Regions from separate parts of the Mus musculus genome. Here region 2 is linked to region 1. A link is a contact called in ENCODE Hi-C or POLR2A ChIA-PET data. All regions are on one chromosome and are shown on one strand. The core of a region is the stretch at or near the end of the contact, and the rest is flanking DNA. Distances in the headings are between cores, read along the strand shown. Region 1 overlaps Erc2 (ELKS/RAB6-interacting/CAST family member 2). Region 2 holds the start of Wnt5a (wingless-type MMTV integration site family, member 5A).

Evidence for each region. A loop is a pair of places that touch in the nucleus more often than their neighbours do. ChIA-PET counts read pairs that join two places held with the same protein, here RNA polymerase II (POLR2A).
Region 2: a map of heart shows a loop between it and region 1 (2.2-fold over the local background). The contact joins the promoter of Wnt5a here to the enhancer-like site in region 1. A Hi-C loop is called at or near these places in 1 of 37 maps with a recorded cell type or tissue (heart). POLR2A ChIA-PET finds 5 or more read pairs at or near these places in 2 of 5 experiments (Patski and embryonic stem cell).

The regions. Positions count from the first base shown.
Region 1 is chr14:28,415,151-28,420,475 of GRCm38, reverse strand. The region is part of intron 19 of Erc2 (ELKS/RAB6-interacting/CAST family member 2); the gene reads right to left. Among named protein-coding and RNA genes, the nearest start is that of Gm52097, 36 kb to the right of the region's middle. Within about 2 kb of position 3,280, at least 1 of the 3 ENCODE cell types and tissues checked has a DNase peak (open chromatin) inside an H3K27ac peak, as active enhancers do; it is heart, where a contact is called at or near this core.
Region 2 is chr14:28,501,215-28,506,921 of GRCm38, reverse strand. It overlaps Wnt5a (wingless-type MMTV integration site family, member 5A), which reads right to left and starts at 1,449. Exons shown (of 5, transcript NM_009524.4): 1 at 808-1,449. The coding sequence starts at 813.

The sequences.
Region 1 (5,325 bases), core at 2,031-4,530:
AAGAGGACATCAGATCTCATTACAGATGGTTGTGAGCCACCATGTGGTTGCTGGGATTTGAACTCAGGACCTTTGGAAGAGCAGTCAGTGCTCTTAATTGCTGAGCCATCTCTCCAGCCCAGCTTTCTGTATCTTGAAAAAGAAAAAAAATATCTTTTTTTTTTTTTTGAAATAGAAAAGACCCATAATGGATAACCAGGCTGTGGCTGGCAGATATCCCCTTTCCTGACTACTGCTCTTAACAGGAATGTTGCTGTGTTGGTAATTTTATGAATCCCAGAATCTCCATTCATCCTCTTGACAAACTGTTACCAAGTATCTGCTGTGTGCCAGGTACCTAGCAAACGAGATCTTTGTCCATGAGGGTTGACCGACAGTGAACAAGGTAAATATGTAGTCTCTCTGGTGTGTGTGCATGCATGTGTGCTCATACCTGTAAAGTGATATGAGAACAGGAGAGGGGAGCTGAGAATGGGGGCTCTGGAATGTGGCTAGAGTGAGATTTGCCACTAGAGAAGGCTGCAGATGCAGGAAGATGAGGGTAAGCCGTCCATCACCTGTGGTCCAGGAGGCAGAGAGAGCACTACTGTACTGACCCAGGGGCACTGTGGGTGCTGCTCATGAAGGGAACACTACTTTTCATCCTTTTAGATGGGTAAACATGGAGTGGGAGGTTCCGTTTTCCTCACCATTTAGTTCTCTCTCCAGGGAATGTCTGAGGGGAGAAGCTAACAGTAGCCTCTGGACTCACTTCCAGGAAATCTCACACAAACTTCATATTCATTCTCCTTTTGTGAGAGCAGGTGCTCTTGTCTCCGAGTGGAGCAAGCCACAATTCCCCGGCTTACCAGGTCAAGCAGACACTTGCAAAGGCCATATTTGGTAGAAACAGAGGATTAAGAATTCTTCCACGAATATCTTGGACTACATCTAAAGAAAGAATTCGAGTTCCTTTCCATAGGATGATCATTGGTGGCTGAAAAGGCTGCAGAGGGAGCTGGGTGCCTGTGCAGAGGGGAAGGGATGGAGCGCACGGGGCTCTGCCAACAAGGGGGGGGGGGAGATACGAGCCAGATGGGTGTGGAAATACTTCTCTTTGAGGATATTCTTTGTACCAATTACTCTTCAAAGATATCACGTTAGCATTTTTGGCACAACTTGACAATTAAATTAGATGAATGATTTTCGATGTTTTTGCATCTGCTGCGCCTGAACCTCTCCTTGAGCTAACATTTTCAGCCCGTCACACACATTTTTTAAAACTTTGGCAAATCATATAAACATTGATTTCAATTAGGCAAAGAATTTAAAAACATTTCACTATTCATCTTTTTCAAAAAAATTGACACGACATGTAATGAATTGGGCTTGATTATCATTCTCTAGTGGCCTTAGTTTGGGGGGACAGAAAGAGACAGACAATCAGCAAGCCTCCTGGGGGATGCTTCTCATGGTGGCTCCATCTCTTGCATGCAGAGAACCATCTTTTTCCTCCCGAGGACTAATGCCCATCTCCACCCCCTCATCCGCCCCCTCCCCTATTTAATTTACTCCTGCCAGAGGGATTTCCTCCAGGTACTCTGTTCCCATGTGGCAGCGGGGAGGAAGGGCAGTAGATGAAGGCTGGGACAGACCCCACGAAGGAACCCAGTTGAGAGTGTGGTCAGAAGCAAAGTCCCAGTCTTTTCTTATCTTGCAGTTACAGCTTTCCTTACTTGCTCATGCCGAAACCAAGCTTGATTTTCATAATGAGTTCCAGATGGTTTCCAAATGGTCTGGGACCAGAAGGTGAGTGCAGAAGGTGGCACAGGGCTGCTGATGCTGAGAGGGGCAGGGGCAGCCATTATGGGGCCCTGCGTTCAAAGGTTTCAAAGGGCTCTGCCAATACCATGCTCTAACTCCAGGGCAGAACAGATGGTCTATGGTCAGATAAGCCACCAGGCCTTGAAGGTGATTAGGAAGTTCAAGGAAACTTCCAGACCTTGGTGCTTTCCTTTCTTCTCTGCCCTTTCTCCACGCTGGCCTTTCCCCTTGCATGAACCTGATAATTGCTTTGTGTTCCTCATACTTTTGACGTGCTCCAGCTCTGAATTCACGGAGTCAACTTTAACCAGCATCAGTAATGGGAAAAGATGCTCTGATCTCCATCCCCACTTATAGCTGTAGGCTTTTCTCGAATCACCAGGGATAACTGTTCCCCCTTTCCAGTTTGATCCCTCAGCACAGTTGAAAATACTCGGCAGTTTGCTGTTTCCTTCCTTGCTGAGAGGAAAGCTTTTTGACACAGGGATCTGGTGGGTTTCGTGTACTAAGGACTCAGGGTCTAGCTTTATTATATACCTTTCTATTTGGATGCTATAGCATCTGAGGCTTCAATGGCTGGAGAAACTGTGCCTTAAGGGATAAACATTTCCTAGAGATTGACTTGGGACAATCCGGCCTCAGGGGTTACCTTTTACTGTTAAGCAATCCATGCACAGCCCATACCTAAGACATTTCTTTTGTGGGGAAGGGGCTATGTGGGGATCTTACACCCAGAACAATCTTTCCCTCTCCCAGTGACCTTGGACCAGGTACTAGATAGCTAGAAGAGTCTCTCTGCCTGGAGAAGCCATGAAACTATTCCAATGAGTTAATCCCTGGCTTGGCTTGCCTGCCCCACAGAAACCACTACAAAGGTTCTTGCCATGTTTTTCCTGGCTCCCTCTGCTTTCTGATCACTGGCCCTTCCCAGGTGGCCTCTGTACCCCATGCTGAGGCTCCTCCTTTTGGGACTTTGAAGAACAAAGTATCTTTTCAGTGGTCCTTGTTGTCTTCTGGTATGCTGGCCTCAGCACATCTGAATAATAATAAAATCCACAAACTGAACCTCTACCACCACTACTACACACATAGTAGGCCCTCAGTTAATAACCTCCATGGCTTGAGAATTGAGAGGCCTATCCCTCACACACACAATTCCACAGCAGCATCCTGGCTATTGTTTTCCCCAGGTCTCTTCCTTTCCCAAGAGAGAATGTCAACAGCTGGCCACCCAGTAGGTGGAAATTCAGGTGGTCCCTCTCTAACCCCGGGGAACACTGATCTTCCAGCCGCTGTCGCCAGCGGGGTGTGCAACCCAGGAAGGCGAGACTGATGGAGCTGCTGAAGGGAGGTGGCACTGGGACACTGAAGGGCTTTTCCTCACTGCCTGTCACTGTGAGACATTCCAGCTCAGAAGAACAAAGACCACAGCCAGGGAGCCTAGCCTTTTATGGCTCAGTCCTGGCACTGCTTCAGAAATGACTTGGAGGGTGGGGAGGCCAGGCAGGTTTTGTCACCCATTCGTAGGGACCTGGGCCTCTGGTCCGAGGAGGGTGAGTGAGGTGTTCACACAGAGCCAGCAAGAGGCTGGGTACCTGAAGTAAGGATTCGATTGCTGAGGGAACATGGCTTTCCTCAGGTCTGTCCCTCCACTGCCCTGCAGGCATCAGAGAGAAAAGGTTGAAGCAACCCCATGCTTAAATTACTCCCTTGGCTAGTTTCTGACACTTGGGTTGAGGTATTTGGAATCATCTAGAAAACAATAAACCCAGCCATCATTCCACACCGGCTGCCACGAGGAATATTGTGTGTGCTACAACCAGTGCCAACAGCCCTGTAGCGGAGTCGCCATCCTCCTTACTAAGACAGCAGCATGGAATCTGACGGGGTGAAATGACTTGCCTAAACTCCCTCAGTGGAGGGTGAGTTGGGTTTAAATATCTGCTTTCTAACTTTAAAAGCCCATCCATTACCCCCCACAAATGTCCTGTTAAGTGTTCCAAAGATGAACTGGGGGTCTCTGCTTCCCTCGTTATAGTGAGGTGTCTGACCCTGGGGGCCTCCTCAGCTCTGTTTTTTCAGCTCAAACAGCATCAAAATCGCAAGCTTCCCCCAGAAGCTAAGAAAACCATAGGACCTATGAAAATTCCTTTTATATTTAGACGGTATGACTTTGATCACATTGATTAACTTCTCTGAAGCTCACAAAAGGGAACAAACAGTCCCTGAAGCAGGCTGGACTGACAGACACCAGCTGACTGCCAAATAAAGCCCCACTTCTGTCCGTACATTCTCTACCTGAATCATTTCTTCTCCACTGATCCCCTTATCCCAAAGTGAAGACTTTGGGGGCATTATAGAATCACAGGATACGGCATGGTGAGGAACAGGTTTGAGCCTCAGACAGACCCACACTTATCTCTACTGCTTGTTAGCTATAAGTAACTCCTTTTCTCTGGGCCTCAGTTGGCTCATCTGTCAAATGGGCACTGGTGTTACTATGGCTGCATGGACAGGACTACCAGAGAACTGCCTGAGAGGAGGCTTTCTGCACAGAGCTGGGCAATAGCAGGCACTCAATAAATGTCAGCCATTAAGATACTCGTCTAACTTTACGATTCACTCAATTCCTCGCATGCCTCTGCATCTGGAAGGATGCAGTGAAGAGCAACAGATGCTCGAGAGTCAGGACACGGGGGCTGCAGGATGGGCCCAGCAGCAATGTCACAGCCTGCTGGAGGCATGCATGAGCGGGGTGGAAGGGTAGTCGGAAGACCCACAGGTCCTCCCCATGTGGTCTTTATTCTTTTTATTAGTCCTTCCTCCATGTATCTAGCCTCGATCTGTCTTCCTCCTTGACAGGGAAGAAGGTTTCCCTTACCAGTCAGCTTGCTGGACTTTCCTGAGCCCTCAGTTCCTGTCTTGCTTTGTACCTGAGTGTCACCATGCAAGGAGAGAGAGCATTCTGGTATACACCACAGTCGAAGTAATGGGTCTGTCAACAAGCTTTTGGCAGTGAGGAAGGCCCACGGTTTCCTTACTCCTGGGTGGTCTGACTTGACTTCTCCACTGCTCTGAAAGGAGAAGGCAGCTAACTTTTGATCAGTGTGTTCAATGAACCATTCATTGTCAACAGCAGAGGCCTACTAATTAATACAAGGGGCATATTAGAAATGGGGGGATATACTCATTTATATTGGCATTTGGGCCTAGGCTAGACACTGCCTCGTTAACAATAATGATTGCTGCTGTGATGGGCAGCTCCTTACAGTTCTTCTTACACAGGCCAAGGACTGCGCATGTATTTCTCCCAACCGTAGAAGAACTCTCAAGAGTCAGATATTCCCATCTAACTGATGCAGAGATATTCAACTGTCAAGCAAAACTGACTAACTGGGAGCGACATAGCTCTATGGTATGTGGATCTAAACTGCCCAATACCTCAAGCTTCACTCAAATCCTGTGGTGTCTGCTGTTTCCCTCAAGCTCCTGATAAAATCTGTCAGGAGGTCCCTTTGCCAG
Region 2 (5,707 bases), core at 200-2,699, 88 kb before region 1:
ACAAACACGAGTTCACAAACTAACCCCCGCCCGATCTCGAAACGCAGAGGCCCTAGAGTCTCCAAAGCACTAGGTTGACTCCGCTCAGGGGGCAGGATTAAAGCCACTAGGACCACTACTCCCCGCCCCCAATGCTGCAGTAAAGGACCTGAGCTCACCCAGAGGCCGCTAATAAAGCTAATAACGCGACCCTGCTCCCCGCGCGGGGTGCGCTCTGGCCCCCCGCCAGGCACTCTTAAAGGCACAGGGGCCGGGAACGCTCGGGTTACTCGACCTGGAGAGCCGGGAACTGGGCCCTGATCGGAGGTTGGGGGTGGGGTGTGCGTTGCTCTAGGGTAGGTGGCCCCTAGTTTCCTTAGTCTCGCAGCCGTTTCTCCTAACACAGTCCTCATCCGGCCTCAGAGCTTCAGCCACACAATCTCCGCGTGCCGGTGAAATGAGCGTTTGATATATACTTGATGAATCGAATCATTATCCAGTCACTGAAATACACGTAGTAAAACTACACTCCAGTTCTCGAGGTAAAAAGGCGCGCCGCCTGTGACCCGAACTGTCTTTCCTGCCCTCGCTCTTCTCCATAGTTGAAAAGGTTTGAAGAATAGCCGGTGCAAAAAGTCTCCAAGGACGCAGAGGCAGTGTCCCCAGGGTAAGGGACGAAAAGATAGGAGTCCCTGCCGGCGATATTGGAGTTTAGCTTTCTCCAGGCAGTTAGAGAAATGGAGAGGATAGGGATAGATTGAAAGAGTTCAGTTAACTTTGAAAAGGGGGGGAAAAAGTAGGGAGCGTCCGTGCGCACAGAACACTTACCTTCATGGCGAGGGGGAGGGGGCACGGAGAGGAAGTCGCCACCCGAGCGAAGGCGGCCGAGGAATTCAAGCGAAGCGTCGGGGTTAAGCCTTGGGGGACAATCCAAAGCAGGGCTGCGGAGTCCTCCTGGGCGCGTCGGGTGGGCGCAGCGACCCGGAGCGGAAGCGAGCACTGGCGCCCGGACTCGGGCAGAGGAGTTGGTATAGCGTGGAAATGTGCCCAGGAACCGAGAGGGCGCCGGCGCGCGCGGGCGAGCAGCAAGCGCAGGGCCGAGCGGGGACACAGTGCAGGAGCCGCGGGTCCGACGAGGGCGCGCAGGCGACTGTTCCGCGGCGAGGCGCTCCCTCTCTAACGTCCATCAGCGACGGCGGTAATTAGGGCTTTCCAACCCCAAATGTGGGCGTGATTGTGCAAAAGACTTTACAACAAATAATAAAAAAAATTCTTCACAAGAAGGTGAAAAAAAATGCCCCACTACTCAACTGTGGCCCGAGGCGGGGAAGGAGGGGGGGCAATCCCTGTGCCCAAGATGCCCCCAGTTCATTCACACCACGAATTCTGCAGACTCCAGGCGGCTCACGCCTCCTGATTGTCAGCTCCTCCTCTCTGGGTCTGTGGCCGAAACGTCTGCTTCCAGGGACTGCTCCTGCAGCTGAGTTAGCTAGTGAACCTCTGTGTACACACAGACACACACCCAAACACACACACATACACACACACAAACGCACACACACGCAGACACAGAGACACGCGCTCACACACACACACAGACACACACACACACACACAGAGCAGCAGCAGCGGCGGCGGCTATGGGACCACAGAACAATCAGGCACGCATGGTTTTTTCTCCGGGAGATGCCGCTGAAATCGCACAAGTCGCCATCAGAGCTGCAAGAGTCAGCGCCAAATTTTGTCCTTTCATTTTAGAGTCTGGCAAAAACCAGGCGCAAAGAAAATGGGTTCAAGGCAGCCCTGAACTTTCTGCCGCTTGGTGGCTTGAGCGGTTGATGGACAGCTAGCCTGTGGGGGAACGTTGGCTTCCCCCTTCTGGTCCCCTTCTTTCTTTCTTCCTTTCTTCGGGTTAACCTTCTTCTTTCCACCCCCCCGCCTTTCCAGAGAGAACAGAGCGAGAGGACGGAGGGCGCAGAGCTCCGCGGTGGCGACTCAACTCCAGAGGTCCATGGCGGCCGAGGCTGCCCACCTCCTCGGTCGCGGCCGGGGTCCGAGGGGCGGTCGTGGGGCCCGGCGGAGGCCGCGGAAGGAGATGGCAATGCAGCGGCCGCACAATCCGGACTCCGGACGGCGGAGGCGGTGCCTCGGAGCCTGCAGCAACTTTCCAAGCGATGCGGTGCCCCACAGACTGACTGGCCCAGCGAGGGGACCGCGTGCCCCCCACCCCCGGCCCTCCTGACCAGCTCCCTCACTTTCGCCCTCCCTCTCTCCAGACTCCTCTTTCCCTTGGTGTTCTCAGCGAAAAAAAAATATTTTTAAAGTTGCAGAACCAAACACGGCTGGAGAGGCAAAGGGGGGTGGGGGGGGGAGAGAAAAAAAAAGTCAACTTTGCCTATGCGCATGCGTGATGAGGCTGTCCTATGACAAACTTCTCAGGATTTTAAAGCTGTACTACGGGACAGGGTGCCTGGAGGCGGGGTACGCTCCCCCTTGGGCCCCCTCCTCAAGGCTCCCCATCCCCCAGGCATCTGTATAACGAGGTTCATTTCACTGCTGTTGCCTGCCTGCCTCCTGATCGGCTCAGCTTCTTCCAAAGCCGTCGACCCGTTTGGGGGTCTGAACCTCAACTTTCCGATCCGGACCCCTTGGCTCAACTGTCCCCAACTGCATTTACTGGCACCTCTACAGAAAGGACCTCACTGACATGGATCCTGGTTGGGTTGGGATGTCTCCTTGCGCCCTGGGCTTAAAGCCCGGGCTTGGAGGGTAGAGTGGGCTCGTGCATCTTGCAAAGTCCCTGGTGTCAGAGGTTTGCTAGACAGGACTGTTCCTCACCCCAACGTGGCCAGGCAAGAGTAGAGGTCATGCTGCCGATATGGATCTAGGTGGTGGCTCTCAGGGTGAGAAGACTGTGAAGTTTAGGTGAACCGGGGATCCAGACTCCAGAACTTCTAGACACCTCTAGATAGCTGAAATTGTTAGGACTTCGATTGGATAGAGTGGATGGATAAGCACCACCCTATCCTCCGGTATGCCACAGGTGGCATGCTCAAACAATGTCTCATGGGTTAGTGCAATTCTTTTCTCCATCTTTCCCATCTTCCAACGTTCAAGGGTAGAAGGTAAACACACACACAGACACACACAGACACACACACACACACCACTACACACACTACAAACACACACTGCCACTCCCCACCCCCTACATACCACATACACCCTACACACATACATGTACACATACCACATACACACTACACACACACAACACCACACATGTACCATACCACACACACACATACCACACACATATTAAACACACACACACACACACACTCCACTCACTCACCAGAGTCAGTTGTCTTCATCCACTGGCTTGCCTTTGACAGTTTGTGTTTGCTACCCTGTGCCTTACCCCATGCCCAGCAGCGCGCCCTAGAGCATGCATAAGCCACAAGTTCAGCTCCATGGATGTGACTGTTCCTCCACTGACCCAGCCACATGTGTCCCCACTGACTGACAGCCTCCCATCACTGCACCCCTGGTGTTTTTGCTGGAAGTGTAAACTGGGACAGATGGATGGATTCAGGCCATCCCCACTGGACTTCCTTTGCTAAGGATGCTTGTAGTCTCTAGGAAAGCCAGAGGTACTCAAAACCTTGGGCCACTTTCCCTCCAGTCCTCTCTAGGCTTACATCCCTTATCAATCTCAGGCATTTCACAATTTTTCATGTAGCTTTAGATCTGCGCACTTGAGGGGGAAAAGTGAGGTGGGTTTTTTGTTTTGTTTTGTTTTTTGTTTTTGTTGTTGTTGTTTTTGTTTGTTTTGTTTTGTTTTGTTTTTAAATCAGGAGAATAGCTTCCAGGCTCTCTCTCCTCTCTTTGCTTCCTTTCCAGCTATTCAGCTCTGTAGCTGCAGCTGCAAAGAAATTCCCATTGCCCTCCACCCCCAGCCCAGGTGTCCCCAGGCAGGCATCCCAGCTCTGCCCTGGGCTAGCACATCTCCAGGATACAACTCACCAGTGGCTGTTGAAAACAAGCTGGGAGTAGCTGTGAATAGAGCCCCACAAAGGACAGAGAAGCCACCTGGCTCCCAAGTGCCCTGGATTCCAGAGGCAGGCCACATAAATGAACAGGACAGAGGACAAAATCCCTTCCACTTAACAGTCAAAGCAAAAGCACTGAGCATTTCCTTTATTTTACTCAGCTGTTGCCTGAGTTACCTGAAGAATTGCTTGCTTCTCTACAGTTGCCTTTTTGGGTTAGACCCAGCCTCAAGGATTCATTCCTTGATCCTCTAGTGGAAGATGGAGCCTGGAGTCCCAGTTCCTCCCCTGCTACTTTGTAGATGTTCACAAGACCCCTCTGCACTCCGTATTTTCTGAAACACACACACACAACCAAACAGAAAGTTGACAGGGTATCTGGAGGGCACTTAGAGTGGAAGAGAATGGCTTTTACAACAGGCTGCACCAAGCTGACCACAGAAACACCGGGTCTGGGCGAAGTACTCAATGTTGCTAGACACTGACTTTTCTAGAAAAAAAAATTCAGCTCTGGGAAATTGGGGGTGTTTTGCAAAACCCCTTGGTGGCATGCAAATGTTGACTAGACCAGTTGTAGCTGTTCTTTATTTCACTGCCAGAGAATGGTCCTCCTTCCAACATATTTGATTATTAGCTATTTCTCCAGACATCAGGATTGCTGTCTGAATCATATACTATATTTTATCATTCAAGAAAAATGTATGGCAAGATTTCCAGCAAGCGTATCTGGTCCCAGTGACTTCAGATAAAGGGATGACAGCTTCGGAGCTGGTGGTTTTAATACTGGTTGCACAGAGTGATGTCACTGGAACTCTGGGCTCCAAGTACCAAAGACCTCAGTCCTGTCCTTCAGACCCGAACAAATGGAATTCCCCTTCAAGTCTTTAGTGAGGGGCCAAGGGCAAGTGTCCTGGAAAGCTAGACTGCATTCTAAGAAGCAGTCCCATTGTGGGTGCTGGCTGGTTTAACTGGGAAACTAACAGATGAAAAAGGGAGAAATCAATGTCTCTCCACTGGGGAAGACTCCCAAAGGAGAGCCTCCAGTTTGTGGAAGTCCCTCACCTCCTGGCAAACTACGGCTACACAGGGGCGTGTGCTCTCTGATTAAGTCATCTGAAGACACACAGGCAGGGCATCGCCATGCTTCTCTCATTAAAAATGCTCTGGACTCCGAGGAACAAATAAATCAATATTTTTTGGCTGCTTTCCCAACAGGGTTCTTTTCCCAAAGCACAGTGCAAGATAAGGAATTTATGAACGACGGCATCCGTGTGCCGCCTTTCCCAGCGGGAGAAAGCAGGGTCTGGGTTGTCATTCTGGGAAAATCTACCCTCTTTTTATGCCTGGCAAATAATGTTTTATGGCCCTGGGTTTATGGTGGGTGTTTTAATGATCTGCTGTAGAAAGTGGGTTTTCTCTCCAGTCACTAGAATTTGTCAAGAGGGCCTGGAGGCCATAAAAGAGGGCTGGGCCCTAGGGACAAACAGGCTCCATCTTCTGAAATAAACTAATAAAGCGCCCCAAGATGTTTACCTCTTTGCTTCAGAGTCAAGAGCAGCAGGGCTGTGTGAGGGCCCTGCAGATGGAATACTAGAAAAGGGACAAAGAGGCCGGAAGGGGCTGGAGGCGCTTCCCAGCCCCACATGGCCACAGTCAAAGTAATCCCATCACAGAAT